2 separate regions of the Homo sapiens genome follow, and region 2 is linked to region 1. The links are chromatin loops, found by intact Hi-C in ENCODE. Cell type or tissue: IMR-90. All regions are shown on one strand. Links, peaks and the distances in the headings refer to the core of each region. The heading gives the core; the rest is flanking DNA.

Region 1 (16,272 bases), core at 4,964-12,963:
AAAGTATACAAGGAGAGAAATTTCCACTACTATTGAAGCGATCACTTTTCTCCAGATTGATCACAGAATCAGTCATTGTAGTTCCAGTAAAAATCCCAACAAAATTTTTTTTGTTTTGAGACAGAGTCTCGCTCTGTCACCCAGGCTGGAATACAGTGGCACCATTTCAGCTCACTGCAACCTCCACCTCCCGGATTCAAGGTTATCTCCTATTTGATCTAAAATCAAATTTTTCTGGTTATCCCTAAGATTTCTTTTGTAACGGCCCTCCCTGCAGCTGAGGTCCAATCAGGTTCACATATTACATTTGTGTAATCCCAAGTAGCTGGGATTACAGGCGCCTGCCACCACACCCAGCTAATTTTTGTGTTTTTAGTAAAGACGGTTTCGCCAGGCTGGTCTCAAACTCCTGACCTCAGGCGATCAGACTGCCTCTGCCTCCCAAAGTGCTGGGATTACAGTCATGAGCCACCGAGCCCGGCCCCAGCAAGAATCTTAATGAAACTTTTGAAAAGCTGATTCCAGAATTTTTATACATATGCAAGAACAAATGGTAAATAATAGTGAAGATAATACTGAACCACTCCAAGTTAGAGGAATTGCCCTACCAGATTATTAAAGCTGCAGTAGTTGGCAGAGAATGAGATAAATAAACCAAAGGAACACAATAAAGAAATCAGAATCTGGCCGAGCGCGTTGGCTCTTACCCGTAATCCCAGCACTTTGGGAGGCCAAGGCAGGAGGATCACTTGAGGTCAGGAGTTCCATACACCAGCCTGACCAATATGGTGAAACTTCGTCTCTACTAAAAATACAAAAATCAGCCTGGTGTGGTCACGTGCTCCTGTAGTCCCAGCTACTTGAAAGGCTGAGGCAGGAGAATTGCTTGAACCCGGGAAGCAGAGGTAGCAGTGAGCCGAGATTGTGCCACTGCAGTCCAGCCTGGCCCACAGAGTGAGACTCCATCTCAAAAAAACAAGCAAACAAACAAAAAAAAAAAAAAACACCGGAATCTGGCCTATGCATATATATAGAAGCTGAATAAATTGCAAAGATGGTATGGATCAGTGAGGAAAGGGGGGACTTTTCATGGTCCTCTGACGATTGGCAAATCCTTATAGATTAAACGAAGTTGAGACCGAGTGCACTGGCTGCTATCTGTAATCCCAGCACTTTGGGAGGCTGAAGCAAGCAGTTCCCTTGAGCCCTCGTGTTAGAGACTAACCTGGGCAACATGGTGAAACCCTGTCTGTACAAAAACTTACAAAAATTAGCTGGGTGTGATGGCACACGCCTGTAGTCCCAGCCACTTGGAAGGCTGAGGTGGGATGATTGCTTGAGCCCACAAGTTGGAGACTTCAGTGAGCTGTTGATCGCGTGCCACTGCACTACAGCCTGGCTGACAGAGCAAGATCCTGTCTCAAACAGACAGGCAAACAATTAACTAGAGTTGGAGCCCTACCTTACACCGTGTGGAAACACAAATTACAAGGAGAGTCTTAGATCAAAGCTTTAAACTTTATAGAATAAAATATAAAAGATGATGACTTTGGGCTGGGTAGAATTTCTTTCTTTTCTTTTCTTTTTTTTTTTTTTTGAGACGGAGTTTTGTTCTTGTTGCCCAGGCTGGAATGCAATGGCACGATCTTGGCTCACCACAACCTCTGCCTCCCGGGTTCAAGTGATTCTCCTGCCTCAGCCTCCAGAGTAGCTGGGATTACAAGCATGCGCCACCACGCCCAGCTAATTTTGTATTTTTAGTAGAGACAGGGTTTCTCTGTGTTGGTCAGGCTGGTCTCGAACTCCCAACCTCATGTGATCCACCCACCTCGGCTTCCCAAAATGCTGGGATTACAGGTGTGAGCCACCACGCCCGGCCCTGGGCTGGGTAGAATTTCTTAAACAGAAAACCATAAAAGAGATTGTTGCAGTAAACTACCTTAAAATTTTTAAATAGGAGCTTTTTTCATGGAAAGATACCCTAAAGAAAGTGGAAACATGGCCGGGTGTGGTGGCTCATGCCTGTAATCTCAGCACTTTGGGAGGCTGAGGCAGGCGGATCACTTGATGTCAGGAGTTTGAGACCAGTCTGGGCAACATGGTGAAACCCTATCTCTGCTGAAAATACAAAACTTAGCTGGGCATGGTGGCACATGCCTGTAGTCTCAGCTACTCGGGAGACTGAGGCACGAGAGTTGCTTGAACCTGGGAGGTGGAGGCTGCAGTGAGCTGAAAGCATTGCAGTCCAGCCTGGGCGACAGAGTGAGACTCTGTCTCAAAAAAAAAAAAAGCAGAAAGATAAGGCCAGTACACTGCTAGCTCCATGGTATGTTCATGTGAACTAGAAAAAAGGTTTGCCGTTCTCAATACTTTTCACATCACCTGTTGGAAACTTGCCATAATAAAGATTCATACTTACCTCAGTGTTTACCGTGATAGATTCAGACATCCAGAATGTGAAGCATACTGTCTAGGGCTGTGCATCCCACCGTTGTATGTGGGGTAACCTTGGCCATGATTTACAAATCTGGAAGAGGTAGTTGTCACACCTGTAATTAACAATGTTCACAAGATATTCAAAATGCTCGCATGTCAATGGGGGGAGAAACCCAGTAAGGAAATGAGTACAAGTCATGAGCATAATTGTCAGAACATTGGAATGGTCAGTAGCTATATGAAAAGATGTCTAGGTTGCATAATAACCAGGGATATGCAGATTAAAATAACTCATCTGCAAGTTATTCCTCCTGACCAAGTTGGCTAAAATTAAAAAGTCAAGTTAGGAGCATAAGTTGATTTAAACTTTTTGAAAGCCAATTTGGCATCTGGTGATAAAGACTCACCTGTACCTTGACGCGGCAGTTTCACTCCTAAATATATACGCTAAAGAAACAAGCATGGCGGGTGCGGTGGCTCATGCCTGTCATCCTAGTACTTTGGCAGGCAGAGGTGGGAGTGGCGCTTGAGCCCAGAAGTTTGAGACCAGCTGAGCAACATAGTGAGACCTCCATCTTGACAAAAAAATTTAAAAAGTTACCCAAGCATGGTGGCACATGCCTGTAGTCCCAGCTACTCAGGAGGCTGAGGCAGGAGGATCACTTGAGCCTGGGAGTTGGAGGCTTTGATAGCAACACTGCACCCCAGCCTAGGAGACAGAGCCAGACCCTATTTTAAAAGAAAATTAAATAGATAAATAAACTTATTTGCCCTGGAAAACCAGTTCAGAAATTTTGAAAATAGTTAACATATGAAAACAACCCAGCCGGCCATCAACAGGAAAAAGAATATGATAAAACTTTGTTGTAACAAAAGATTAATAAAGAAAAGCATATGGATTTATTTGCTGAAAGTTACGAGCTCTGTATACCCAGGGCCTCTCCTTCACGAGCACTAAATAAGTGTTTATTGGATGGGTGGATGGAAGCATCGTCCTCATCTTACAGATAAAAGGACTAAACCCGAGAGAGGATTCCAAGTCACACAGGTCATAATGGCAGGACTGGCCTCGATCCTGGGGCCGTCTGGCATCCCAGAAGTGCTAAGGTTGGTGTGCTCTGATACTGCTTGAGCGGGGAGGAAGCAGTGCCTTCAGCCCCTCCCTGATCTCAGCCAACCTTTCCAGTCTTTGACTGACACTTTGAGAGGCCGAGACAGGCGGCTCACTTGAGCCTGGGAGCTCCAGACCAGCCTTGGCAACGTAGTGAAACTCCATCTCTACAAAAAAATGCAAACGTTAGCCAAGTGCGGTATCATACACCTGTAGTCCCAGCTACTTGGGAGGCTGATTTGGGAGGATCATTTGAGCCCAGGAGGTTGAGGCTGCAGTAACCTATGATCACACTGTTGCACTCCAGTCTGGGCAACAGAGCGAGACCCTGTCTCTATTTCAAAAAAAAAAAAAAAAAAAGATTGATGTTCATCTTGCATACAGTGCTCTGCAAACCCTGCCTGAAGCCCCCTTCCCTTCTAACCAGCCCCTCCTAGACAAATTCTGGAGCTTGGTGCATTGTCTCGTGTACATCCATAACTGTGTCCATGCGCTTTGCTACAACCACGATCTGCATCGTTGGAAGGAGTGGAGCCCAGGTTAACTGTGAATTTCATCACAGTATCACCTGCTGACATGGCCTGAGGGAGGGACCAAGGAATGATCTGAAACTTCCCTTTGTGCTGAATGTCTCCCTTACATGCAGCGCGCTGGCCACGTTCAGAGCTGCATGCAGGACGTGCTCTCGGAGGCTGGGTTTTACTCTCTGGTCTTCATTCAACGCAACCTTTTCGGGAGCCTCCTGCTTCCAGCTATGGGCCAAACAGTTGCTAAAGATGTCTCATTGAATACAGTCAACTAGGATCCTGCTATTCTAATGAAGGGAAACTGATGATAAACACAAAAGGCAATGTTAGATGGCGCCAGGCACTGCGAGGGAGACACACTGGGTCTTGGGGTAGAGCGGGAAGAGGTGGTAGTGACTTCTTCAGTCATCCAGGGAGGCCTCTCCAGGGAGGATGACGGAACATCAGAGGAAAGAAGCAAGGAGAACCAGCCACACTCAGAGCTGGGAAAGAGCAGCAGGAAGATGGGGGCAGTGAGTGCCAGGGCTCTGCAGGGATGGGCTTGCCTGGCAGGGAGCAATACCAAGGAAGTTAGTAGGGCCCGGGTCATGCCAGGGCCTTGTAGGCAGAACCCTTAAGTCTCTTTGTAGGGACCCTTTGGTCTCCCCTTTGAACTAGGCCCTTTCAAAGACGTACAGTAGAAAGCAAATTCCCCATGGGCACCGGCAGGATGATTTGACAGATTCTAATCAAATAATTGGGGAAATAAAGTTGGGTGAACTACAGCAGTCTATGAATGAGTTAAAAGTGACTACGAGTCTGCTGCCCATCTTGCAGCCCATATCTGTTGAGCTGTAACATATTTAAGCATTCAGATCTAAAGGCCATTGCTAAATAAAGCCAGGGCGTCCATGTGGTTCGCTCCAAAGAGCATTTCACAGGGAGCCAGTCCAGGCGCTGCCGCCCACCACCTCTGTGACCTTGGGTGAGTCTCGGGGCCTCTTTCTGCCCGACTTTGCTCATCTGTAAAACGAGTGGGTTACCCAGATCCTCCCCCAAGGAGCTCCGTAGCTCTGAAACCTCATGAGACTCACTGGAGCAGTACTTTGGTTGACTATCGCTAGCAGAACCGAAAAGGACATTCTCCAGCAATGTAAATCTGTTCAAAAATGGGATGAGCTGGCTGGGCACAGTGGCTCATGCCTGTAATACCAGCACTTTGGGAGGCTGAGGCGGGTGGATCACAAGGTCAGGAGTTCAAGACCAGCCTGGCCAACATAGTGAAACCCTGTCTCTACTAAAAATACAAAAAAAAAACAAAAATAAAAAAATTAGCCAGGCATGGTGGTGGCACCAGCTACTTGGGAGGTTGAAACAGGAGAATTGCTTGGACGACCACCTGCCAGGGAGATTGTCACCTCTTATCCATTCTTTTTTTTTTTTTTTTTTTTTTTTTTTGAAATAGAGTCTCTCTGTGTCACCCAGGCTGGAGTGCAGTGGCTCACCATAATCTCTGCTTCCTGGGTTCAAGCGATTCTCCTGCCTTAGCCTCCTGAGTAGCTGGGATTTCAGGTGTGCGCCACCATGTCCGGCTAATTTTGTATTATTAGAAGAGATGGGGTTTTACCATGTTGTTCAGGCTGGTCTTGAACTCCTGGCCTCAAGTGATCAACCCGCCTTGGCCTCCCGAAATGCTGAGATTACAAGCATGAGCCACCATGCCCTTGCCTTATCCATCCTTCTAAATGCCAGATCCTCCAAGTCTTCCCAAAATACCCAGCCAGAAACAGATTCTTCCTCTTCTCATCTCTAATAGGGCTTCATTTATATCTCCCTTTTGATTTTTTTTTTTTTTTTTTTTGAGATGGAGTCTTGTTCTGTCACCCAGGCTGGAGTGCAGTGGATGATCTCGGCTCACTGCAACCTCCACCTCCCGGGTTCAAGCGATTCTCCTGCCTCAGCCTCCCAAGTAGCTGGGACTACAGGTGCACACCACTATGCCTGGCTAATTTTTTGTATTTTTAGTAGAGACGGGATTTTGCCATGTTGGCCAGGCTGGTGTCAAACTCCTAGCTCAGGTGATCCGCCTAGTGGTTAGGATTTGGCGCTATCTCTCCCTTTTGGTTTTGAGCCTAAAGACATTCTGCCCTTATAGTTTGCTTACCAAGGCCTTATGCTTCTAAAATGTAGAAGGGAGGATGTGTGTGTGAGTGTGAGTGAGTGTGTGAGTGTGTGTGTGTGTGTATGTGTCTTTGTACCTGTTTCTGTCCCCATCTTACCAGTACTTGCCTAAATACTGCATTAAGCATCATGGGTGAAATAGGATTAGAGAAGGTTGGACCAGATCAGTGGCTCCCAAAGCTGCTGCTGGGTTGGACCAGTGCTGCACTGGCCCTATGAGAATTGCTCACATGTTTCCAGAAATACAGCTCCCCAGGCTCCTACCCTGACATTCCGGTGTAGAAGGCCTGGGGTGGAACCTTAGAATCTGTCATTTTTCAAAGCCCACCTCTGATGCTCATGCACTGCTAGTTGTAGGAACCACTGGGCTCGGTTCCCTGAAAGAGCTCTTTCTCCTGGTAACAAGTTCTGTGACTCTCTCTGCCCACTCAGTCTTCTTAGATTGGCATGTTAGAAGCTCCATGACTTGCCTTTGAAATATTTTTCCAGCTTCAAAGTCCTGGACTTCTACTCTGGCCGAACTGGCCTGTGTATTATGAGTCACCTGAACATACTTTTTGATTTCCTGAAGGCTCTGTTATTGTTAAGACCCTTTTGCTGTTCCCTACCTATAAAACTCATTTCCATCCTTTAGGGCTGAACCGAAAAGTCTATCTCCTTTGATCATTTTCCTGACCATCTCAACCTATTTCTAACTTTTTCCCTCTTTTTTTATCCTCAGCTCTATTAAAGTATCATTAACAAAGAAAAGTTGTATATATTTATAGTGTATAATGTGATGGTTTGGGGTTTTTATTTTTTGAGACAGGATCTCCCTCTGTCACCCAGGCTGGAGTGCAGTGGCATAATCAGGGCTCACTGCAGCCTTGACCTCCCGGGCTCAAGCAATCTTCCTGCTTCAGCCTCCCAAGCAGTTAGGACTATAGGCTCCTGGCCAGGCTAATTTTATATTTTTTCGATTTTAGTAAAGCCGAAGTCTGGCTGCGTTGCCCAGGCTGGTCTTGAACTCCAGCAGCACAGTCTCAGCTCACTGCAACCTCCACCTCCTGGGTTCAAGCCTCAGCCTCCTGATTAGCAGGGACTGTGGACGTGTGCCACCACGCCTGGCTAATTTTTTTATTTTTTGTAGAGACGAGGTTTTGCCACGTTGGCTAGGCTGGTCTTGAACTCCTGACCTCAAGCGATCCTCCCACCTCATTCTCCCAAAGTGGTGGGATTACAGGCGTGATCCACCACACCCAGCCCAATGTGATGTTTTGATACATGCATACATTACGAAGTGATTTCCACAATCTGACAACATACCCATTAGCTCACTGTGTGTGTGTGTGTGTGTGTGTGTGTGTGTGTGTGTGTGTGTGTGTTGAGAACACTTGAGATCTACTGCCTTAGCAAATGTCATATATATGATTACAAGATTATTAACTATAGTCACCATGCTGTACCTTGGAAAAGAAAACCTACTTTTCTTGCTTAAGTAAAACTTTTACCCTTTTCAAGGACTGGGGGACCTTGAGTATGTGCAGATTTTGGTACACGCAGGGGGTCCTAGCACCAATCTCCTGCGTGTACCAAGGGATGACCGTGTGTATAGAAAATCACATGTTTATTACCCATGTATTTGTTGTTGGATGCTTAGTCTGTTTCCATATCTTTCTATTGTAAATAGTGCCGCAGTATACATGAGTGTGCAGATAACTCTTAACAATACTGATTTCAATCCCTTTGTGGTGTTGCTGGATCGTATTAATTTTGGGGGGAACCTCCGTACTGTTTCCCATAATGGCTGTACCAATTTACATTCCCACCAACAGTGTACAAAGATGCCCATTTCTCCATGTCTCACTAGCACTCGTGTGTCTTTTTGGTAATAGCCCTTCTAACAGGTATCAGGTGATACCTCATCGTGGTTTTGAGTCAAATTTTCCAGATGATTAAAGATGTTGAGCAGCTTTTCATATACCTGTCAGCCGTTTGCATGTCTTTTTTTAGAGAGAGACAGGGTCTCACTCTGTTGTGCAGACTGGCGTGCGGTGGTGCGATCATGGCTCACTGTAGCCTTGAACTCCTGGCCTCAGGTGATCCTCCTGTCTTGGCCTCCCAAAGTTTTTGGGATTACGTGAGCCACTGCGCCAGGCCTTATGTGTTTTCTTTTGAGATCCTTAGCCCATTTTCCGTTTTTTTGTTTTTTTTGGAAAGAGTCTTGCTCTGTCGCCCAGGCTGGAGAGGCTGGAGTGCAGTGGTGCCATCTTGGCTCACTGCAACCTCCACCTCCTAGGTTCCAGCGATTCTCCTGCCTCAGCCTCCCAAGTAGCTGGGGTTACAGGTGTGTGCCACCACACCCAGCAAATTTTTGTATTTTTAGTAGAGATGGGGTTTCACTATGTTGTCCAGGCTGGTCTCGAACTCCTGACCTCAGGTGATCTGCCTGCCTTGGCCTCCCAAAGTGCCGGGATTACAGGTGTGAGCCACTGCGCCCGGCCACCTTAGCCCATTTTCTAAACAGGGTGCCTGTTTTCTTGTTATTGCATTAACTTTTCCCCTCTTTCCAGCCTGCTCTTAAGATTGTACATGCTTTGAGGGCCCGTATCTTGTCTTAGATGCTTTATCTATTCTTTGCCTTATGGAAGTGGTTACATAAAACATTCTTAGCTGAATTTCCCCCTGCTTCTCGCCTTCTCCTTGTTAATGAGTACTTATTGAGTGTGATGTGCGAGCATCTACTTTGGTTCCTAGACGCCCACAAGCAAAATAGGTCAGTGCCCTGCTGGGAGTAGGGAGGGGTTGTCAGGGTCTTCTTTGGGTTTGTGGCCAGACAGGCGACTGTGGAGCAGACCAGGCACTCTGGGGACAGGATGATGCGTTCTGGCTGGAAGATACAGGGAGGCTTCCCAGGGACCCTAACACAGCCTGCTGCCCTGGACCTTTGCTGGGGAACTGACTTCTCAGCCAGTATGTCTGTCCGCAGGCTCTTGGGCCTTCTGCAGTGGTGGAGGTGACAGTGGTGTTAGCCGTGGTGGTCACTGTGGTGATGTGGCTGCTGTACTGTCATTATCTTATGGCAAAACCCGCAAGCCTGACACACACAGTGTCTCCCTGTAAGTTCGCGCCATGATGGCTCAATTAGGGACCCGTCGGACTGCGGCTCAACATCCAGGCCAGCTGCATAATTGAAAGCACATTTTCTCCTCCAAAGCTGCAGCTGGTTTGGTTCTGCTCATGCAGAAAGGGATCTAACCTTGCATAACATAGGAAATGAACAGTTGAGAGAGAAGCCAAATTCAATTTCAGTCAGATATGTTGAGGCTAAGTCCATGATCTATGGAAGCCGGGGCAGGAGCCGTGCGCCTGTGGAAAGGGGCGCTCTCAGCAGTCTATTAATCACGGCCGCCCGCCCGGCGCTGCCGCCACTGCCGGGTGCCACTGCGCCCGCGCGCCCCCTCCGATGTGGGCTGGAGCGCAGCCAAGCACTCCAGAAGTTAACCTCTTAAAGACCCGGAGCTGCTTTCTGTTGAATAAATGTAATTTTGTGGTCAGAAATAAATGCTTGTGATATAGCAGGAGCTTTGAAAACAACGGCAAGCTGGAGCGATTACAAATTGCTCCATGTTGTACAAGTCAACAGCAGACATCAAAATTCCACGTGGAGGGCAAATTGATTTCGGCCCAGAGCTCTGCAGCTATTCAATAAAAGTCCTATTAAACCATTGTATGTAATGAACAATCCAGAGCAAATCTAATATTTTCAGTGGATAATTATTTTTAACATCCTCTCGGTAACTGCTGGTAGATTTCTTGGATGTTTACAGCTCGAACTCGGGCAGAGTGGGCCTTCCCAGCTGTCATTTGGCATCTCCGCCAGGGGACCCGCTCCAGGGACCCAGCTGCGTACATGGCTCCTGAACATGGGGCTCTGGCCTTGGGGTTCAGGTTGCCAAGGAAGGGTGCATGGGGTTTCTGAATCTCCCAGTGCCTGGGATGTAGTAGGTGCCTGGGAAATGTTTGTTGAATTGAGCTGAACTGAGTTGAAATGCACAAGAGGAAGCTCTAAGAACCCCAGAATGACTTAGGAAAATGATATTGTGGCAAAGTTGACTCAAAACCTGAGGCTGAAGAGACCAGTGGGTTGCAGGTAAGGAAATTGAGGTCCCTTGTGATAGACCAATGTCAGCCCCTATGGGAGTCGGGACAGAGCTGGCACCCCGGGAAACCCCAGGACTTACCCAATTCACTTCCCGTTTTTGGAGATGGACTCTTGCTTTGTCACCCAGGCTGGAGTGTAGGGATGCGATTGCAGCTCACTGCCACCTCCGCCTCCCAGGTTCAAGTGATTCTCCTGCCTCAGCCTCTGAAGTAGCTGGGATTACAGGCACGCACCACCACACCTGGCTAATTTTTATATGTTTAGTAGAGACAGGGTTTCGTCACGTTAGCCAGGCTGGTCTCGAACTCCTCACTTCAAGTGATCCACCTGCCTCAGTCTCCCTAACTGCTGGGATTACAGGCGTAAGCCACTGTGCCCAGCCCCCATTTCACTCCTGTTCTGTTTTGGTTTGGTTTGGATTTTTTTTTTTTTTTTTTTTTTTTTTTGAGACAGTCTCACTCTGTCACCCAGGCTGGAGTGCAGTTGCACGATCACAGCTCACTGCAGCCTGGACCTCCTGGGCTCAAGCAGCCCTCCAGCCTCAGCCTCCTGAGTGGCTGGGACTACAGGTACACACCACTACACCCAGCTAATTTTTGCATTTTTTTTTTGAAGAGATGAGGGCTTGCTACGTTGCCCAAGACGGTCTTGAACTCCTGGCCTCAAGCAGTCCTCCCACAAAGGCCTCCCAAAGTGTTGGGATTACAGGCATGAGCCACCACACCCAGCTCACTTCTGTTCTTGACAGCTTGCGAAGTGCATTCTTTGTCAGGGAGGCCACACTGGGAGAGTCGCCAAAGCGATCTTGTTGCTCATCTAGTGTTCCCACCCCCAGGATGCTCCCCTACCTTGCTCATGACAGGGCTGTAACCCTGTCCCCTTCCAGACCAAGAGCTTCTCAGGGAAGGTCTGTTCATTCATTGATTCATTAAATATTTGTGGAGCATGTATGCCAGGCTAGACCAGAACTAGACCCTGGTTAGTGGTGGTAGGTGAATGAATGTAGCCGTTGCCTTCATGAAGCTTAACAGTTTAGCAAGATCTGTATCCCCATGTGGCACAGTGCTTGGCGCTCTGTTAAGTGATGGTGGATGGGTGGATGGATTGGTGGATGAATGGGTGGATGGTGGGTGTGTGGGTGGATGGATGATTTGTTAGATAAATGGGAATGGATAGATGGTTGATTGCATGGAGGGAGGGTGAATAGGGGATAGATGGATGGATGATTGGATAGAAGGATGGATGGATAGATGATTGGATAGAGGGATGGATGGCTGGATGATTGGATAAAGGGATAGATGGATGGGTGATAGGATAGAGCTATGGATGGATGAAGGGAGAGATGGAGGGAGGGAGGGAAGGAGGGAGGGAGAGATGGATGGATGGATAACTGGATAGAGGGATGGATGGATGATTAGTCTAGAGGTAGGGAGGGAGGGAGGGATGGATGGATGGATGGATGATTAGAAAGCAGTATGTGTCTGTAAGAATAGATTGACTCTTACTCATTTTCGTCTCCTGGAGTAAAATCATCCAACTTGTAATGCTCAGTCATACAGTATTTATTTGACTATCGTGGAATTTAAATTTCTAGGGTATTTTATTTTCTGCAGATCTCCCTTCCCTTGGAAAAACTCAATATGGATGTTAATTAGGTTTTACTAAAGTTCCATCAATTTAATGCAGTCGTTCTTTAAATGAAACTGACACCAAGGACCACATGGCCAAAGGAAGCCCACGTTCCTGTGTGTGGTTCTGAGGAGGGAGCATAGGATGCAGTTTGATAACAGCTGAGAGCCCTGAGGAGTTTGTTGCTGGATGTGGAGTATTCCATGTCTCGTCCCTCCCCCAGTCTTTTTCCAGTTGTGTCACAACTCCCTTTGCTAATAATATTTTGCACAGCATTTTACGTCTACAAAGCACCATTTCCATGATGTCGCTCACCCTTCGACACCACCCTGTGCTGGGGGCATCATCATCATTCTGAGTTACCAACAGGAGGGGTAGCAGACAGTCCAAGGGGCAAGGCAGGGACTCCCAGCTCCAGGCTCCAGCCTCTCCTCCCCTCCACCCTCTCCTGGTCCTGTCCTGAAATCTTTGGCTCCCTTGAAACTTGTTATGCCCGGGCAAATGCCACCCTCGTGCCACTGTATTCCCACCACCTCCAATGAGTGTCCCCCACCTGATGGGGTCACACACTTGTCCAGCCACCTGCACAGAAAAGCCTCATGGACACAGCCCTGTGAGGTCAGAAATAGACCGAACAGGGTCACTCGGTTGGAAGGCGTGGTAGTGTTAGAACCCAGGTGTTTGAACTCGGTCTAATATTCATTCCACTCTTTCACACACACGTAAGGGCACATGACCACTATTAATCAAATTTTCAAAAAAAAATCAGCTGGGCACAATGGCTCATGCCTGTAATCCCAGCAATTTGGGAGGCCAAGGCGGGTGGATTACCTGAGGTCAGGAGTTTGAGACCAGCCTGGCCAGCATGGTGAAACCCCGTCTCTACTAAAAATACAAAAATTAGCTATGCATGGTGGCACACGCCTGTCATCCCAGCTACTCGAGAGGCTGAGGCAGGGGAATCACTTGAACCTGGGAGGCAGAGGTTGCCATGAACTGAGATTGCGCCACTGCACTCCAGCCTGGGCAACAGAGCGAGACTCCATCTCAAAAATAAATAAATAAAGGGAATTTGACATAAAATCGTTAATGTTGACTGTTTCAGCCTGGGTGACAGAGCGAGACTCTATCTCAAAAAAACAAACAAACAAACATGAGCTCCATGTCTGTTTCATCTGTTCCCCTCTAAGTATAAACTTCCTGAGCCTTCTAAGTCCAGCCAGGTGGGCCAGCGGTCACCGAGATCCTTCCTCGCTGGGGGATGGAATAGGCCTCCCCTGCTTTGCTGCTGTTCTTTGGCCTTGTCCCCTGCCTCTTTTCTTGGACCACCTACAAGGACCTAGGGGGACACAGTACTGGGGGCAGGAGCTGGGAAAGGCCTGCCATGGTTCACTGATAGTAAGAAATAGAGACTCACTCGGAGAAATTTCCTCTGAAATACAGCAGACTCAGCGCAGCCCTTTGGGCAGATGAAGGAGGCTGAGAAGAGCATCCCTTCAGCAACAGCTGCGTGCCAGAAGCTTCGTTCCGTTCTGCCATTTCATCTGCACAGCAGCTCAGCCCGGAGGGGAGAGGAGTAAATGGGCCCAGAGAGATCAAGTAACTTCCTTGGAGCTTGTCAGCCTTGAGCTGAAACTTGGACTCTGATGTCGAACTCCGAAGCCCATGCTTATTCTGTAAAGCCTGAAGAGTGTCTTATAATTGATTTAGAAGTAGGAGAAGAGGGGGAACCTGTGAGATTACACTGTCTTCCAGCATAACAAGAAAAGAGAAACCAGTTGGATGCGGTGGCTCACACCTGTAATCCCAGGTGTGATGGAGAGGCCGAGGCAGGAGGATCACTTGAGCCCAGGAGTTTGAGTCCAGCTGGGGCAACATAGTGAGATCCCATCTCTACCAAAAAAAACAAAAACAAAAAAAGAAAAACGGAAACCCATGAAATGATCCATGGGTACATAGGAAGGGAGAGAAACTGGTTCCTAGGGCTGTGGGAGGAATGACCGCAGGCCTGCCCTGGGAAAAAGCTTTGCTTTTCAGGGAGCCCCTTGATGTTTGGGGACTTAGGAGAGCAAGTCTGGCCCTGAGATGTGGGACCAGGCATCCCCACAGAGCACACATCAGCAGATAAGGGCTGCCGCTCTAGGAACAGTCTTGTCCCAGCGCAGGCACGAGGAGGGCTCAGGAATCTGGCTGGGAGCATTCCTGCCGTCCCTACTGAGGAGCTGCCACTGTGGACCAGAACACCCCCCTGATAGGAGCAGACTCCCGGGGTGTAGACACTGCTTCCCTTTTCACACCGTCTCCTGAATTTTCTCCTGGGTTCCTGCTTAAAGGAGCGGAGAAAACCAAACTGACAAATCACTGATCTTGGAGTCAGATCTGGATTTGAATCCTGACATCATCATTTGCCAGCGTGACCTTGAATATCTCATGTCCGCTTCTCTGTCCCATCCATATAACAGGAAATCTCTCTCGCAGAGCAGCGACGTTATATGCACATGTTTAAAGATGATGGCATAAAAGCAGTGCTGGATGGGAGCTGGTAGCTAGTTATTGATTATAGGATCCTCTAGGTCCTTTAACTTCTTCAATAGCCGTAGTCCCCAGGATTTAACCTTCTGGGGCTTTCCCTGTATCTCTGTCCCATCCACACTCCAGAGTAACCTCATCTGGGCCGTTTGGGGCTGGTGGTTCCAAATTTTTGCCTCTGGCCTGGGCCCGTCATCCAACGCCAGGCCTCCCTGGGGCTCCCACTGTGGGTACCTCGCTAACTAATAATCTTCATTTCCCATGTAAACACAGGCACCTGCGTATGCCCCATTTCGGGAGAGGTAACCAGCCCCTAGTTGCCCTGGCCAGAACTCTGGGAGAAGCTATGTTCAGTATTAGACCCTGTGAATTCTTTTTATTATTATTATTATTATTATTATTATTTACTGTTGTGTTGGGCTCTCGCTCTGCTGCCCAGGCTGGAGTGCATTTGTGTGATCATAGCTCACTGCAGCCTCAAATTCCCGGGCTCAAGTGATCCTCCCGCCTCAACCTCTCGAGTAGCTGGGACTATGGGCACATGCCACCACTCCCTGCTAAGACCCTGTGAATTCTATTTCCCTAACCTCGCTGGAATCAGCTCCCTCCTTCCCAGCAGTTGGCTTTCTCCCTCTCTTTCCTGGTCTGGTCTGTCTACCACCAGTTGCCATCCTGTCCTGAGTGATCGCTTCATTTCCCACCCTGATTGACATCCTCAGGGATTCCCCTTCAGCATAAGCTGCCCCCACCCCGGGCGTGGTCCCTTGCACCTCCCTCCACAGGCTGGCCCCTGCCTGCCTCCTCACCTCACGTATCCCCAGTCACCTCCTCTGCTCCAAGGCACGGCAGGTCCCTGCCCTTCTCTGAGCAGGCCACTTTGTTTGAACACGTCTCTGTGTCTTTGAATAGCCCTCCTCTCCCCACTGAAGCCTTCTGCCTCCCACCACGAATAAAGATGATCTTTGTCTTCTTTAAAACTTGCCCTAAGTTTGCAAAACACAGGATGTAGAGCAGCATCTAATAGACTATCATTTGTGTTTGAAAAAAAAAAAAATAGGGCCGGGCGCAGTGGCTCATGCCTGTAATCCCAACACTTTGAGAGACTGACGCGGGCGTATCACCTGAGCTCAGGAGTTTGAGACCAGCCTGGCCAACATGTTGAAAGCCCGTCTTTACCAAAATACAGAAAATTAGCCAGGCATGATGGTGCGCAACTGTAGTCCCAGCTACTTAGGGTAGGAAAATCAGAGGCAGCAGAATCGTTTGAACCTGGGAGGCAGAGGTTGCAGTGAGCCAAGATCGTGCCTCTGCACTCCAGCCTGGGTGACAGAGCGAGACTCTGTCTCAAAAAAAAAAAAAAAGGAACACAGTGCATGTCTATAGGTGCTTGTAAATGCATAAATACCTCTGGGAGGATGCCCAAGACTATCTTTACCTCCAGACCAGGCAGCTGGATGACAGGTGGATGTGGATGGGAGGAAGACCTACTTTTCACTGTCAACTTTGTTTTCGCTTTGCTTTTCTTTTTACAATTAAATGACTTTTAGTGTATTCACCAAGTCATGCAGCCATCACCCTAATTCCAGAACATTTTCGTCAGCTCAAAAAGAAACCTCATACTGGCCGGGCGCGGTGGCTCACATCTGTAATCCCAGCACTTTGGGAGGCCAAGTCAGGCAGGTCACTTGAGGTCAGGAGTTTGAGAACAGCCTGGCCAACATGGCGAAACCCCGTCT
Region 2 (16,272 bases), core at 5,525-13,524, 120 kb before region 1:
GTTTAATCGCTGTCTCCTCCCACAGCCCGAGAACGCCTTAGCGTCCTTCAGAAAGGATTTGGTGGTACTGGTTTTTATGTGTGTGTGTGTTGTTTTTTAAAAAAATTTTCTCCAAGGGACCTGGTCAAAGATTTCAAGCCTTAAATCTGATCAACCCAATCTGGGGCGGCGGCAGCTCAGTCTCTCCTCCTCGCTGTGCCAATCTGTTTCTGTGGTGGCGGGTGGCGGCTCGGTGTTAAATTTGGAGACCCCCGTGGGTTTCCCATGCCGACCTGCATATGTCTGCGGGCACGGGGAAGGGAGGGCCGCAGACCCCCGTTGAGTCCCCGACTGCCAGCAGCAAGTTGCCGCAGGCGCACTGGCTCTGCAGCCCCGGGATCAAGGTGGGTTCACCTTGCACCGGGCCACCTGTTTCAGTTTCCTCCTCCACCAGGCAGGCTCTCTGACAGATCAGCCCAGGGAGGGGCAGGTGGGGACCGAGGGGGACGGAGGGGGCCCACAGACCCCCGGCTCATCTGGCATCTTCCCCAGCGTTTCCCACACTTGACCCACTAGATGAGAAGTTGGGGGTCGGGGCTGGGACCCCACCTTCATACCTCCAGCGCCTGCCAACTCAAAGACATCGGTAGATGCCCACCGATTGGGTAACCGCCCCCAGCACCCCCACCCTGCTAGGCTTCCATGCAGTGGGGGAAGTAGGGACCCCCGGCCAAAAGCAGTCATGTTCTTTTTGTTTTTCTCCTAAGTTTTCTGCGTCTGTGTGCGATTGGAACGAAACATCAACTCTTTTTTTTTCTTTTTTGTCATATTTCAATATTGGCTTTCTTCCCCGCCTTCTTTCGAAGGCTCCTTTTATAACTTCGGCTGCTGCTGCTTAAATATAGATGTCAAAGCCCTCCTCCCTCCAGATTGTTTATATTTTTGAAGAGCCTTCTGCTTCGCTGTGACTGCTCCTCTCTTATCTGTATCCCCCGTTCCACCACATTGGTTTCGGTTGCTCTTTTTTTTTTTTCCCTGCCTTCCCTTAACTGGGATGTGTTTCAAATGTGGTCTATCAAAATGTTCAGTGTTTCCCTTTTTTCTGCAATAGCTTTGACATCTGTTCTTGAATTCTAGCCCACGTTATTCCTTAGGACTTGTTTGCCCAAGATGTGCCTGAATGCCAGAAATACTAAGGGGAGAAGAGTGTGGTGTGGTGGTATCTTCCCCTCATTGCCTGGTTTGTTGTTTTATTGTCGTTGTTGTTTTTTTTTCTTTCCTCCCCTGCTTTTTAAAGTGTCTACGATTCCTTCCTTCTTCCTTCCTTCCTTCCTTCCCTCCCTCCCTCCCTCCCTCCCTCTTTCCCTCCCTCCCTCCCTCTTTCCCTCCCTCCCTCCGTCCTTCCCTCCCTCCGTCCTTCCCTCCTTCCTTCCTTCCTTCCCTTCTTCCTTCCTTCCTTCCTTTCTTCTTTCTTTCTTTTTTCCCTTGGGACACCTCACTCATGCCCAGGCTGGAGTGCAGTGGCGTGATCTCGGCTCACTGCAACCTCTGCCTCCCCGGTTCAAGCGATTCTCTTGCCTCAGCCTCCTGAGTAGCTGGGATTACAGGAGCCCACCACCATGCCTGGCTAATTTTTGTATTTTTAGTACAGACAGGGTTTCTCCATGTTGGCCAGGCTGGTCTCAAACTCCTGACCTCGGGTGATCCACCCACCTCGGCCTCCCAAAGTGCTGGGATTACAGGCGTGAGCCACCTCGCCCGGCCTGTCCATGATTTGTAAGTTGACAGCATGATTTCATCCCATCCGGCATGGCCCACCCCGTAGTAGTACCAAGGAAGCATTTCCCAGCAAGAACTTGTAACGTGTAGGTTTGCTGGTTAACTTCCGCCAAGGAGGAAAGCCTGTGGGACTTGGTGAGCTGGGTGGTGGGGGGTGGAGAAGGAGAGGCTCTAGTGTGCTTCTTGGAGGCGTGGGGATAAATCTTCAGCTTTGATTTTTCTCGCCGTTCAGCTCTGCTTGGACTCAGGGTGATGGTCCCAACCGTGAGAAGCCAGCTAGAGCAGCCACCTTGGATCCCAGCAGAACGGGCCGCTGTGTGTCTTTAGTTGCCAAAGCGACTCGGCAGGAAAACAGGCCTTTTGGTGGCGACAGCAGTGTGTCCTTGGGCGCCTGCTGTCAGCCTGGAACACCATTCTGGGGCCATCTGCTGCAGGCTTGTTGGAAACAGATCCTCTTGGCAGCTCTTCCCAGAATTTCTGAGGCCAGGGCACAGGTTCTCTGGCGCGTTGATTATCGGTTTGTTGCGGGGAGCAGAGCCCAGAGTCCTCAGCCCCCTAGCGGGTCCCTCATGGGGAACCCACTCCTGGTGGTCCTCAGCGTTCCCGCGCAAGTAATGTGATTTGAGAATAACTGCCAATGGTGCCTCATTTCTGAAAAGTGGTTGGAAATAATTATTCTTGGAATTTACCTTTTAAAGGTCCCTCTTGAAAACTAATCATAGGTTAATGGTCTCGAACATGATGCTTGGCCTAGAGTGAGCTCACCATAAACATTTGTTGAATGAATACAAACCAAGTATTACTCTCAGAGATCCCAGGCCCACAGCATTGAAGGACGGCCACACGGAATGCCCCGAGGAGGGGATAGATCAGCAGAAGGACTAGAGCTCAGGAGAGTGGCTGGCTGGAAGGAACCCTTGGGAAGAAGAGGCGTGGAGCAACTTGGGGAGGCGGGTGCTTTGGGCATTAGCCTGATAGTTGTGGCTGGAGCAAGAAAGATGTTTCTGTGTATTCTGTTATGGGAACAGAGTCATTTATGGCGTGCACATTGAGGCACGACCCATGATGTTGAACGAGCTTGGTTTTCTCAACCACTTCACATGGGACGGACGTGGGATGGGGGGATAATGTTCATTTCTCTGCCTTCCCGCCACCCTCCAGCCCCTCCTCTGCCAATGAGTTGATGTTCCTTAGAGCCACTGGGGTCTCTCCCCCAGTGTTCTGGTCAAATGCAAATAGGACCCTCCTCTAGTACACAGTGCAATTACAATCTCACTTTTCCTTTCCTGTTTCCCCAACAGAGAGAACTCGATGCCACCGCAACGGTATTGGCGAACCGGCAGGATGAAAGTGAGCAGTCCAGAAAGCGGCTTATCGAACAGAGCCGGGAGTTCAAGAAGAACACTCCAGAGGTGAGGCGCGTGACCATCGTGTTCGCTTTGAAGGGATCTTAGAATGCTGGTGCATGTTCAGGCGACGCTCCGTGAGCGTTTCATTTTCATCAGATGAACGCACGGCCGGCAAACAACCCGTTTCTTTCCCCAGATGTCTTCAGCCCCATTTCCAGCAGAACGCATGCCATCCTGCAGGCTGTGGGGATGTGGAAATTGATAGGTTGTCTGGAAATATGAAAGTCAGAGCCAATTCCAGGTGCAGATACTGGACAAGCTTGGTCTGTAAGAACACGTGGGCAGGTGTGTGGGTGTCTCAGACCCTCGAGCTCATCCCAGACCCTGTCCCATGTCAGTTAGCAAGCCACCAAAGTCCATAAGGGATCCTGTGGGGTGGAAGGTCCGCGGGGCCTGCTTCCCTGTTGCTGGTGCAGGCGGAGTGTCTGAAGGCTGCACGCATCTGGGCATAGCAGTGCGCCTAACGCTTCTTGTAAAACAGACATTTCGCCTGCTAGGCCTTTTAAATGCCTCTCTGTTTCTTGAAATATGCCGTAAAGGGCAATGGAAATGTGCTTTTTATATACTCCTGTTTTTTCTCTCGTGAGTGTGCAATCGGGGGACAGTGTTGAGTTGCTGGGGTGGCGTTTTTCTGCTCGTTTCCTGGCCCCTTCTTCCTTCCCTTCAACCCTATCAGGGGCTTACTAAGAAAAAAAAAAAAACATCCAAGCGTGTTGCAGGCAGATGAGCAGTCGCGGGAATGGCTTTCCGGGTGACATCTGCCAGTTTGGTCCCCATGGCGCTCATCCCGCGGGCTCGGACCCCAGCCTCTCTTACATCTTCCCCTTGTATGGGAAGGGGTCGCAGCAGCCCACAGCTTCGGCCCGGCTTCCGGGCTTGGGGAATCTTCTCCGTATCGTAGCTCTTGGCTCCTCCATATAAGACATAGGAACATGCCTGGAGGCAAAGCTCCTTTCTAGGAGAGATGCCCCTCTCTTACTTACATAATATTGCTGGGAAATTATATGTGAATTGCATTTTTAAAAGCGGACTCATTTAAAATGTTTCAAAAGAGGCTTGCTAGTCAAGGGACTGCTGGCATGAATCATTATGGAAAACAAATTAATAACCTTCTGTCTTCAGAATAAATATTTTAGGAGAAAGCTTGGTAGCAGAGTAGAAAGAAGGCAGCCTTTGGCCACAGAGCCAGCTAAGGGTTCAAATCTCACACCCGCTGCTTGCCTCGGCTGCCCCTAAATGTGGGTACTCCATGTTTCACGAGACCAAAAATGCAGGTGGGAGTCACTGGTGCTTGGGGGTTTCTGCCTTCTCTGCCAGTGTTGGGGAGTGGGGGGCCCTATTCTCCATGTCAGCCTTGCCATGAGTAAAAACAGGAGGAAAAAAAGAGCTGGGGACAGAACGTCCTTCTTCTGTTGCCTCCAGCGGCTTCAGAGCAGACTTTCCTGGAACTCCGGTTTCCTGAGCGCTTGTCCTTGACTCAGTTTCCCCAGCCCAAGCCCCGCCACATCCATCGTGCTAGCTCCTCTTAGTGCCGTTCCTGTAGCTAGTGGTCACCCACCGTTCTGTATTGTCACTGCCCTTTCCTCGGTGACCATATGTCTGAGGGTTTCCATAGAAAATCTTAGAGGTTTGGCTGGGCGCAGTGGCTCACGCCTATAATTTCAACACTTTGGAAGGCTGAGGCAAGCAATCACTTGAGGTCAGGAGTTCAAGACCAGCCTGGGCAACATAACAAGACTCATCTCTGTTATAAAAGGTAAAAAGAAAAAAGAAAACGTTTTGTGGTTAAAAACAAACAAAGAAACAAAAAAACCCAGAAAATCTTAGAGGGGCAAGGCCATCCTTCAGAGGCCACGGACAATAAATACACGAGTGTATTCAGCCAGAGAATGAGGTTCCTAAGAGGCCTGGCTTCCTGGGTGTTCCTCAGAAGTCCCCAACTCCTAGTGACAGTGGAGGAGGAGCGTGTCCCCCTTCGGTCACCCTGTCCGTTCCTTATGCTCTGCTGATAAATGCCGCTTGTACTGCACTGAGCCCTATCCCTCCATCGTGCCTTGTGTCGAATTCCACATTAGTTACTCAAAGACACCTGGCCTTAAACTTGGCGTTTTTATCTCCTTCTGATCCCAATAAATGGAAGAGGCTTGGGGAGGCGGCAGCCTGGTAGGTACCTGCCACTTGGGGCATTTCTTCTCAGGACACATTTTTAGACTCTGTCTTCATGGAGAAAGGGGCTAGAACCCACCAGGAAGGGGAGGCAGATGATGGAAGGTCACCACCTGCTTGGCCCTGACCCCGCCACTGCCAGTGGGTGGAGGGTGGTGCCCACTTCCTCATCTTTGGCTGTAGTAACGAGGGTCTCACTGCAGCATGCGGTCCTGGGGAGGTGGGGAGAGGGGAGCTGGCTGCAGGCTCCTGCCCCGCCAGCCCTATGCACTTTCTCATCCAAGGACCAACCTGGAAATCTGTGGGGCGCCCACGCGGAAAGTCCAAGACGAGACCCACTTCACTTGTGCCAGCAGCCAGAGCTTCCTGCTGGTAACTTTTTTTTTATTTTTTGAGACAGAGTCTTGCCCTCAGGTTGGAGGACCACCCAATCGCTCAGGTTGGAGTGCAGTGTCACAATCTCGGCTCACTGCAACCTCCGCCTCCTGGGTTCAAGTGATTCTCCTGCTTCAGCCTCCCAAGTAGCTGGGATTACAGGCACATGCCACCACCACACCCAGCTAATTTTTGTATTTTTAGTAGATTTCACTATGTTGGCCAGGCTGGTCTCGAACTCCTGACCTCAGGTGATCCGCCCACCTCGGCCTCCCAAAGTGCTGGGATTACAGGCATGAGCCACCGCGCCCAGCCCTCCTGCTGGAAATGTTGAAACCACATAAGACCAGAACAGTGGTGGGAGTCGGGGGCTGTGGCCGGAGTGTGCTGGGTGTGCAGGAGGCGGAGTTCCCTGCTGTTCCCTGTGACAGCAGGTGTGTGTGTGTGGGGGGGGAGCTGTGACAGTACGTGTGTGTGTAGATAGCACATGTGTGGAGCCTCAGCTCAGTGCCTGGCCTGTGTCCCAAGGGGACACTGGGTCACCGTTTGTTTGGGGTCTCAGTCTTGAGGAGCCACCACTGCCCTGACACTGGTTGCTCCTCTGGCCACACCGCAGGATTGATTACTAACCGTGGAGGTGACGTCGGGTTGTTGCATGTGTAGAAACGAGGCTTGCTTAGAGCTTTCGCCCGTTGGGTAGGACAGCCTGGCTTACCGGGAGGAGGGTATCCTCTTCCCTATGGATGCAGCCCACGATCCCCATGGCAACATACCTTCCAGGGCACAGCGTGGCAGAGCCAGGGCTGGTGGTGTTCCTGCTGGTGTGACACCAAGGGTGTTGATCTTGATGGAAACGCCCACGTCTCTCTTTGTTCTGGGAAAGAAGGAAAGGTTTCCTGGTGTCTGATGAATGTCTAATGTGTTCCACAGGGAGGATTAGGCACCCGCGAGGGTTCAGTGGGGAGTAAAGTTTGTCTGCCATCGGAGATTTCACCTTCTAGACTGGCCCTTCCCAGATGTCACTGGGAAAAGCTCTAGTCCAGGAGGGAAAAGGTGGGCTGTGACGGGGAGGTGGCCAGGGAGGGGTGCTGTGTGGTGGCTGGGACTCTGACAGGCGGGAGAAGCCACAGGAACATCAGGAGGTGAGCGCCAGGATGGCTGGAGCCTTGAAGGGTTTTTCTGGGGACAGGATCCTGCTCTGTCACCCAGGCTGGAGCGCAGCGGCACGATCACAGCTCACTACAGCCTCCAACTCCTGGGCTCAAGTGATCCCTCCGTCTCAGTGTCCCGAGTAGCTGGGATTACAGGAACGTGGCACCACAGTGCCTGGCTAGTATATTTTATTTTATTTTATTTTTATGTGTTTTTTTTTTTTTCTTCAAGTGTCTTGCTCTGTTGCCCAGGCTGGAGTGCAGTAGCACGATCTTGGCTCACTGCAACTTCCACCTTCTGTGTTCAAGCAGTTCTTCTGCCTCAGCCTCCCGAGTAGCTGGGATTACAGGCATGCGCCACCACACCCAGCTAATTTTTTTGTATTTTTAGTAGAGGTGAGGTTTCACCATGTTGCCCAGGCTGGTCTTGAACTCCTGACCTTGTGATCCACCCGCCTCAGCCTCCCAAAATGCTGGGATTACAGGTGTAAGCCACCGCGCCTGGCCGTAGTTTTTAAATTTTCTGTAGAAACAGAGCCTTTTGCTGTTGCCCAGGCTAGTCTCAAACTCCTGCGCTCAAGCAGGGTCCTCCCACTTTGGCCTCCCAAAGTGCTAGGATTACAGGCACGAGCCACTGCGCCCAGTTGAAGGTTTTCTGTTTAGAATTAGTTTTTTAAAGTTTCAGTTTTATATCATTAGATTAATATATTTGCCATCATATGATATTGTGTCTTTTTAATCCAGAAATTGTAGTTAATTTGCAGAAGATTGCAGTTACTCTGCAGATAAAATTGTATACGTTTTCTTTGAATCTACAAAAAGAGTCCCTTTGAAAGAAAAACATTTTTAAATGTTCTAACTGAACATCCATTCCCTATTGAATTAAGAATCAATCGTGGAACATAATAGGCGGTGGAGTGTTTCTAGGGTATATTGCTTTCTATATTTTTGTTTTTTTTGGAATATAGTGGCACAATCATAGCTTACTGTGGCCTCGATGTCCTGAGCTCAGGCGATCCTCTCCTTATAGCCTCCAGAGTAGCTGGGACTATAGGTGCGTGCCACCACACCCTGCTAATTTTATGTTTTGAAGAGACCGGGTCTCACTTTGTTGCCCAGGCTGGTGTCAGACTCCTGGGCTCAAGCTAAATCACCCACCTTGGCTTCCCAAAGTGTCGGGATTACAGGTGTGAGCCACTGCGCCCAGCTCTGATTTTTGTATTTCTTACTTAAGGCGACATACTTAGTAGCTGTGCGTCTTGGGGCAGATACCTCCCAAAGCCCCAGTTCTGTCATCTATAAATAATGTAACAACAGGGCCCCGCTCGCAGGGTTGCTGTGTGCACATATGTGTGTGTACGTACCCATGTGCCTGTACGAGAAGGGCTGCGCACAGGCCTGTCCCTAGAGTTTAGCTTATGTTCGTTATTAGCATTAACCTGGGAATACTCACCGTGTAACTCATGAGATACAGTGGATTTCTGTTCCTCAGAGCTAGCTTGGGGAATTTCTATGTTTTATTTTATTTTATTTATTTATTTATTTATTTATTTACTTATTTATGAGGCGGAGTTTCACTCTTGATACCCAGGCTGGACTGCAGTGGCGCCATCTCTGCTCACTGCAACCTCCACCTCCCAGGTTCAAGTGATTGTCTTGCCTTAGCCTTCTGAGTAGCTGGAATTACACGTACCCGTCACCATGCCCGGCTAATTTTTTGTATTTTTAGTAGAGACGGAGTTCCACCATGTTGGCCAGGCTGGTCTTGAACTCCTGACTTCAGGTGATCCACCCGCCTCGGCCTCCCGAAGTGCCAAGTGGCATGAGTCACCACACCCGGCCTTAGCTCGGGCAACTTTAAAAAAAAAATAACAACAAATATAGGTAGTTTCAGCTTAAAGTGTTTCAAAAGTTGGTTTGTGGCCAGACACAGTGGCTTACGCCTGTAATCCCAGTGCTTTGGGAGGCTGAGGTGGGAGGATCGCTTCAGACCAGGAGTTTGAGACCATCCTGGGCAACATAGTGAGATTCCATCTCTACAAAAAAATCAAAAGATTAGCCAGGATGGTGGTGTACACTTGTAGTCCCAGCTACTTGGGAGGCCGAGGTGGGAGGATGGCTTGAGCCCAGGAGGTTGAGGCTGCAGTGAGCCATGATCATACCACTGCACTCCAGCCTGGGCAACAAAGTGAGATCCTGTCTCAAAAAAAAAAAATTGGTTTGTAATAACAATTAATCATCTTACAAATATTTATTGAACACCTTCCATGTGCCAGACAGTTTGGCCCTGGGAATAAAACCCTATCTCCATTCTTTAAAAAGTTTCTTATCTTTCTTAGTAAGCAAATAGAACCCAATGGCAGAGCGTGTTAAGTGCTAGGATAGAATGACTGGAATCTTCTGACTGTAGACTTTCCCCACAGAAACACTCTTATGTCAGTGGTGATAAAGTTCTCTGGATAAGCCACATATGGCTCAGTAACCCTTTTTATAGATAAACAGTTCTGCTTTTTGAGCCTTGGTTCTTAACCTTTAAAATATCCATGAAAGTTGAGGACCTACGCACCTGGGAAATGCACGTTTGCAGTTTCTGGGGGGCTCCCAGACACTCATCCATGCAGCCTTAGTTTAGAACACCAGTTCTCTGGGCCCATAGTCCCAGTTTCAGCTCACCATTCCAGGAGAACCAGTGGGTCACCTCTACTCTCCTTCTCCTCCTTGTGTCCTGGGGTGGAAGGGGATGAAGGAGGGAGGAGGGGGGATTCTAGAGCTTTGGGGTGGGTGACAGATGAGTACCAAGGCCTGACCGCTGGGCAGGGACAGGGTGTGCCTGGCCTTGGGCTGGGTGCTGGGGAGTGGGAGATGGGTGAAGGAGCAAGGCCACCTGATGTGACAAGGGGCTCCACGGGCTGGCAGCAGGGGCAGCACCTCTGCACTGGGCTGGCCACAGCATGTCAGGAGGGAGCAGCAGCAGCTATCTGGAAGCCTGGTGGTGTTAGAATCATGTATGTGAGCAGTGGAGGCTGAAAGCCTAGCTCTCGCAAACCCCAGAAAGTGTCTCTTAGCTTTTCCGTTTGCCGTTTGCTTTTCCATGGCTTTGATCGCGGTCAAACTCCGATTTCCCGCGTGTGTGATTCCAGAGTTCTTCTGGAGGCGAGGTTACGGGAGGTCTGCAGCATGTCTGACCTGCAGCCCCGGCTCACTGGCCTGGCTGTAGGGAGTTAGTGGATGGAGAGTGGCTGGACAGTTTGGAGACCAGGTAACCCAGCGTGGGGTCCTCCCTGGAGAAACCCCCAGTGCTCCTGCGACATCGGCCTGGCTTCAGGGCTCTGCTATTTGAATGTGATGCTCAACTCTCCAATAAATGGTCGTCTGTGTTAGGCTTGCTTCCAGAAAGAGCTCAGGGATGGTTTTGGGTTTTGTTCTGCTTCTTTTCAATATGGGAGGAACCTTCTCTGATGGGAGAAAAGAGAGGAGGAGAACCACATTCCTGAGATGCTGTGATTTTATCATGAAACCATCCCCAGCCCTCATCCTGGTGACGTCAGTCGGCCCAGTCCTACTCCAGAACGCTTCTTGGGTGTCTGTCTGCAGGACTTTGCTCAGTTAATTTTTGTCTCCTCTAAAACAGACCCCGTTGCTCTGGGAGGAGAGCCGAGCTGCGGCTCAGGGGCCGTCACTGGTCATTTTTGCCCTGATGTATTTTTGCCTCTACATTTCTTGATCTCTGGAACGTTAATCCCAACGATGCCTGGTCTGCGGTGCTCACAGTCTGTGTCTGTGCTTTCTACACCTGTCCTGCTCAGATGCACATGATGTCACACCCAGGTCTCCATCCTGGCTCTTGTTGGCTGCGGCGGCAGCCCTGACTGTCGGAGACGCCTGGCTCAGCATGCCCACCTTGCAACAGGGAGCACCCTGTGCTGCTCACAGAACTGCCCATCCACTTTCTTTTCCTTTCCTGGGTGCCAACATCTTCCTCTGCCCCTTCTACGCCGGCCTGGCGCATTTCTCTGATTTCTGTGTTCCCGGGTAGCAGTTGTAAAAATTCAGGCTTGGGAGTTGTCTTGAGATAGGACTTGGAAAGGAATCTTTTACCATCGTTGAAATTGGCTAGATTTGTGGATTCCTTCCCGACCCTGGCAGGCACGGTGAGGGGAGGAGGTCCCTCCTTTTTATTGATCAGGATGCACTGTGTGCGGGGTAAGCCAGGAAGCCACGCACCTGATGCTATCTCTGCCATGGGGAGGAGGACAGAGGATGGGAAGATGCTGTGAACTTTTATGATTCGTTTTTCACTCTCGGTGAGAAAAGGAGCTAGCAGGATGGGTGAGGGAGTGGAGGGTAGTAATATATAGTTGTGGCCTGGGCCCAAACGCATTTAGTCACTGCCTCGACAGCCTTTATATAGACACCACCAGAGTGACTCAGCCTGGAAAAAGAGAGTCACTTAAAAATAAAGTTGCGACTCCAGTGGACACGTGGTGCACAGGCTGCCCTGAGATAGTCACCAGGGCTCCATGGCCCTGCACACCCCCCAGGACCCTGGGCGAGTCAGGTGGTGAAGTGAGGGTGATCGTTGTAACCCCATCTTGGCATTGACGTGAGGATTTAGCAAAGTCACATATCATCCCAATTACTTTTTTCCTTTTTTTTTTTTTTCTTTTTGGAGACAGGGTCTTGCTCTGTGGCCCAGGCTGGAGAGCAGTGGCATGATCTCAGCTCACTGCAGCCTCAACCTCCCAGCCTCAAATGATCCTCCCACCTCAGCCTCCCGAGTAGCTGGGACTACAGGCGTGCACCACCACACCTGGTTATTTTTTTTTATTTTTTATTTTTTGTAGAGATGGGGGTCTCACTTTGTTGCCCGGGCTGATCTCGAACTCCTGGGCTCAAGCGATCCTCCCACCTCAGCCTCCCAAAATGTTGGGATTACCGGCGTGAGCCACCACACCTGGCCTTTGATGCTTTCTAAACATGAAACAGCATCCAGGCATCATCGGCTACTCCTTGATATGTCAGTGTTACCCACTGGACTCTCAACTCTTCTCTGTTATCAACAAATCTTGTTTTACTCCTCATTAGACCCTAAAACCACTGCACACAGAAAAGTGAAAAGCCCAGCCTCATTTTCCTTTCATCACGTTGAGCCCATTGAGTTGGCTTCATTGAAGGCCCACAGCCCTGATGTGACACAATGGGGCCTTTTTTTGAGCTAGAATTCCACTCCGTCACCCGGGTTGGAGTACAGTGGCTCGATCTCGGCTCACTGAAACCTCTGCCTCCCAGGCTCCAGCAATTCTCCTGCCTCAGCCTCCCAAATAGCTGGGACTACAGGCATGTGCCACTGTGCCCAGATAATTTTTTTGTATTTTTCATAGAGATGGGGTTTCACCATGTTGGCCAGGTTGGTCTCAAACTCCTGGCCTCAAATGATCCACCTGCCTCGGCCTCCTAAAGTGTTGGGATTACAGGCATGAGGCACAGTGCCTGGCCAAAAGTAGATTTCTATAGAGATAGAAACCCCCAGGGGTGAGGGGATAGAGGAATGAGGAATGACTGATAGTTGGTATGAGGTTTCTTTTTGGAATATAAAAATGTCCTAGAATAAGACAGTGGTGATACTTGCACAACTTTGAATATGCCAAATGCCACTGAACTGTGTACTTTAAATGGGTGAGTTGTATGGTATATAAATTATACATCAATAAAGCTGTTATTTAAAAAAAAAATTCAGCCAGGTGCAGTAGCTCACGCTTATAATCCCAGCACTTTGGGAGGCTGAGGCAGATGGATTGCTTTTGCTCAGGAGTTGGAGACCAGCCTGGGCAATATAGTGAGACCTCACCCCTACAGAAAAATAGAAATATTAGCTGGGAGTGGTGGTGCGTACCTATGGTCCCAGCTACTCAGAAGGCTGAGGTAGGAGGGTCGCTTGAGTCTAGCAGGAGATTGAGGCTTCAGTGAGCCATGATTGCACCACTGCACTCCAATGTGGGTGACAGAGTTATAACCCCCGTCTCAAAACAAACAAACAAACAAACAAACAAAAAACCTAAACTAAATTAAAAAAGAATTCCTCTCTTCATGGGGGTGTCAGAAACCCCCGAAGAGATTTCTTATTCAGTTGTTCTCTCATCCTCTAAAGAAACTCCCCACAGAAAAGTATCTTGTGAATTTTCATTTTTGCAGGGGGCAGTTTGGTTTTAAAAAGTCTACTCCAGGATTTGGCAAAATGAGAAAACCCCAGTAATCAACTTGTGTGTTTAATCATTCTAGAATCACCTACTGTTAAGTTATAATAAGCCTTTAACTAGAAAAAGTTTAAAAATTAAAAGTGAACTTTTAACTGTTACCAATTAAACCCTTTAAGCCAGTTTATCAACCCAAGACATTATTTTCTTTCTTTTGGGTCTCTAGGGGAGAAGAGGTGCCTTGAGTGGGACCAGTAATGAAGGCAATTTGAACCTAATTCGGGCCCCAGTCAGGGAAGGTGGCTGCATTATCCCCCTACATCCCAGCAAGACTTTGCCGCATGGTCTGGAGGGCACCAGCAGGGGCCTGTAGGGAAGAGGAGGTTGCCTGGGCCCAGGGACATTGAATGCTAGTCAAGCCCTGGTTTCATTTGCTCCAACAGCATTAATAGTATTGTGACCTCCATGGCACTGTGACAGAAACTTAACCCCAGTTTCTTCGTCTGCAAAAAACATACCCTGCCTACTTCAAGGGGTCCTGGAGGCTGAATGTCCAGTCTCAGGCCAGGAGTAGAACGCATAACTAGTAAGTGGTGACGTGCAGTGACCTTGAGCAAGGTCAAAAACTGTTCTAAGACTTGGTCCCCTTATGTATAAGCAGGAAGAATTGGTGCTATCCCATTTCACCCAGGAGGTGAAATGAATTCAGATGCACAGAGCATATAGTAGGTGCTCAACAAACACCCTCCTCTCTTCTTTCCTTCCTTGCTTTCTTTTACAAGTAGTCCTGAGCCCTTTTCTAGGGCCAGGGGCAGTCAGATACAGCAGGGATGGAGGGAGAAGATTCCAGATCTCACAGAGATCTGGCAGTGGCCAAGTAAACAAATGATGCACAAGATAATTTCAGGTGGCGGTAAGAGCTCAGACAGAACAAGATGGCAGTGAGTGATCAAGGATGGGCGAAGGTACTTTGGGGAGTCAGAGAACGTGTTTTGATCTTAAGAATGCAAAATGACTTTTTGTATCACCTGTCAACACAACACACACACACACACACACACACACACACGGAGGCTTTAGTGCAAATTTTGAAATAACCATTGATTAATTTTGGCAAGCTGTTAGCAGTGGAGTCCCCCACATTTCTTCCATGTAAAGCCCTGATCATCTTGGCTGTAACCACTCACTTACTTTGAAGCGTCAGATTCAGTCTCTCTGCTTTCTAAGACCAGGGATGCTATTTAATCTGGGCATTAGAAAATTCAGTTGGCCAAGTGCGGTAGCTCATTTCTGTAATCCCAGCACTTTGGAGGCTGAGGTGGGAGGACTGCTTGAGACCAGGAGTTTGAGACCAGCTGGGGCAACATAGCGAGACCCCATCTCTACAAAAAAATGAAGAAATTAGCCGGGCGTGGTGGTGCATACCTGTAATTCAGGAGGCTGAGGTAGGAGGATCCCTTGAGCCCAGGAGTTCAAGACTGCAGTGAGCTATGATTGCGTCACTGCACCCCAGCCTGGGCGGCAGAGCAAGACCCTATCTTCAAAAAAAACAAAAACACACACACAAAATTAGTCAATGAATTGTGGAGTTTCAAAGAGACCTTATTTTGTTTGTTTGTTTTCTGGGCCAAAGGCCCAGAAATTCTTAGGTAATTCTTCGGTAATTAATTCTTAGGCAATTCTTAGGTAATTAACGAGGAGCTAATCTCCCAGTTGCTCTGTTCCTTGTCACTGGAAGTGGTCAGAGCTGTTGCGGGGCTTGGCCCAGGGGCGGCGGGTGGCATCTGAAGACCCCGCAGGCCCTGCTTTCCTTCCGGGAGCATCTCAGGACGGCCGCTTTGTCTGTCTGCCCCCGCCCCTTGCTGAAACGTCAACAAGGCCGGCATCCCCTTTCCTTCCTGAGAGCCATGTGTCGCTTCCTTCATGTGTCCAGCCGTTTTTACAGGGCTATTTTAAGTATAAAAGACGCATTATCTGAGAGTTTAATAACTGTCAAAAGGGAAGCACTGTCATTAGATTCATGTGCCCTGGAATTTTAGTCAAAAACATGCTGCGTTCTATCACGTCTAAGCCTCTATTTTCTTATCTCAAAAAATAGGAATGATAACGACCTCGGAGTCATTATGGGCTGGATGAACTCTTATAGGGATTCAGAACAACCCAGGCACCAAGTAGAAGGTCAATAAATGGCTTATTGTGTTCATGTTACCAAAATCTACTCTTTTGAGAAATTGTGTTCACAAATGGCCTTTTTTTTTTCTTTTTTCTTTTTTTTTTTTTGAGATGGAGTCTCCCTCTGTCACCCAGGCTGGAGTGCAGTGGCGCGATCTTGGCTCACTGCAACCTCTGCCTCCCAGGTTCAAGTGATTCTCCTGCCTCAACCTCCCAAGTAGCTGGGACTACAGGCACCTGCCACCACGCCTGGCTAATTTTTGTATTTTTAGATGGGGTTTCACTATGTTGGCCAGGTTGGTCTCAAATTCCTGACCTTGTGATCTGCCCGCCTCGGCCTCCCAAAGTGCTGGGATTCTAGGTGTGAGCCACCACACCCGGCCTCACAAATGGACTTTTTTTTTTTTTGAGACGGAGTCTCGCTCTGTCACCCAGGCTGGAGTGCAGGGGCGCGATCTCGGCTCACTGCAAGCTCCGCCTCCCGGGTTCATGCCATTCTCCTGCCTCAGCCTCCCAAGTAGCTGGGACTACAGGCGCCCGCCACTACGCCCGGCTAATTTTTTGTATTTTTAGTAGAGACGGGGTTTCACCGTTTTAGCCGGGATGGTCTCGATCTCCTGACCTCGTGATCCACCCGCCTCGGCCTCCCAAAGTGCTGAGATTACAGGCGTGAGCCACTGCACCCGGCCACAAATGGACTTTAAAGTTATAAATGTGACGGAGGGCAGTGGCTCACACCTAGAATCCCAGCACTTTGGGAGGCTGAGGCTGGCGGATCACTTGAGCTCAGGAGTTTGAGGCAGGAGAATCGCTTGAACCCAGGAGATGGGGGTTGCAGTAAGCCAAGATCGTGCCACTGCACTCCAGCCTAGGCTACAGAGTGAGACTCCGTCTCAAAATAAATAAAAATAAAATAAAGCTATAAACGAACACTTAAAAAAATTATTAAAGCCTAGGGTAGACCCTAGTTTCTACTGCGGACTTGAACAGATACAGTAAAATTAAAACTTGCCTTCTTCCATATGTGTCTAGAGAGTAATTTTCTCT

What was found. Hi-C counts contacts between places; a loop is a spot of excess contacts. Peaks named below come from ENCODE experiments on the same cell type or tissue, not always from the same donor. Only the 100,000 strongest peaks of a DNase experiment are listed, where the experiment ranks them.
Region 2: a loop joins it to region 1, with 2.0 times the contacts of the local background. A loop is called at or near these places in 2 of 110 quality-filtered maps.

Annotation. Positions count from the first base shown.
Region 1 is chr7:102,035,773-102,052,044 of GRCh38, forward strand. The region is part of intron 3 of CUX1 (cut like homeobox 1); the gene reads left to right. Among named protein-coding and RNA genes, the nearest start is that of CUX1, 230 kb to the left of the region's middle. RefSeq lists a silencer at 897-1,099. In IMR-90, for the core only: no CTCF peak of the experiment used is centred there; DNase peaks (open chromatin) are centred at 6,679 and 9,629; H3K27ac peaks cover 292 bases.
Region 2 is chr7:101,913,056-101,929,327 of GRCh38, forward strand. It overlaps CUX1 (cut like homeobox 1), which reads left to right. Exons shown (of 24, transcript NM_181552.4): 2 at 3,060-3,170. Among named protein-coding and RNA genes, the nearest start is that of CUX1, 100 kb to the left of the region's middle. In IMR-90, for the core only: no CTCF peak of the experiment used is centred there; DNase peaks (open chromatin) are centred at 9,236 and 11,276; H3K27ac peaks cover 743 bases.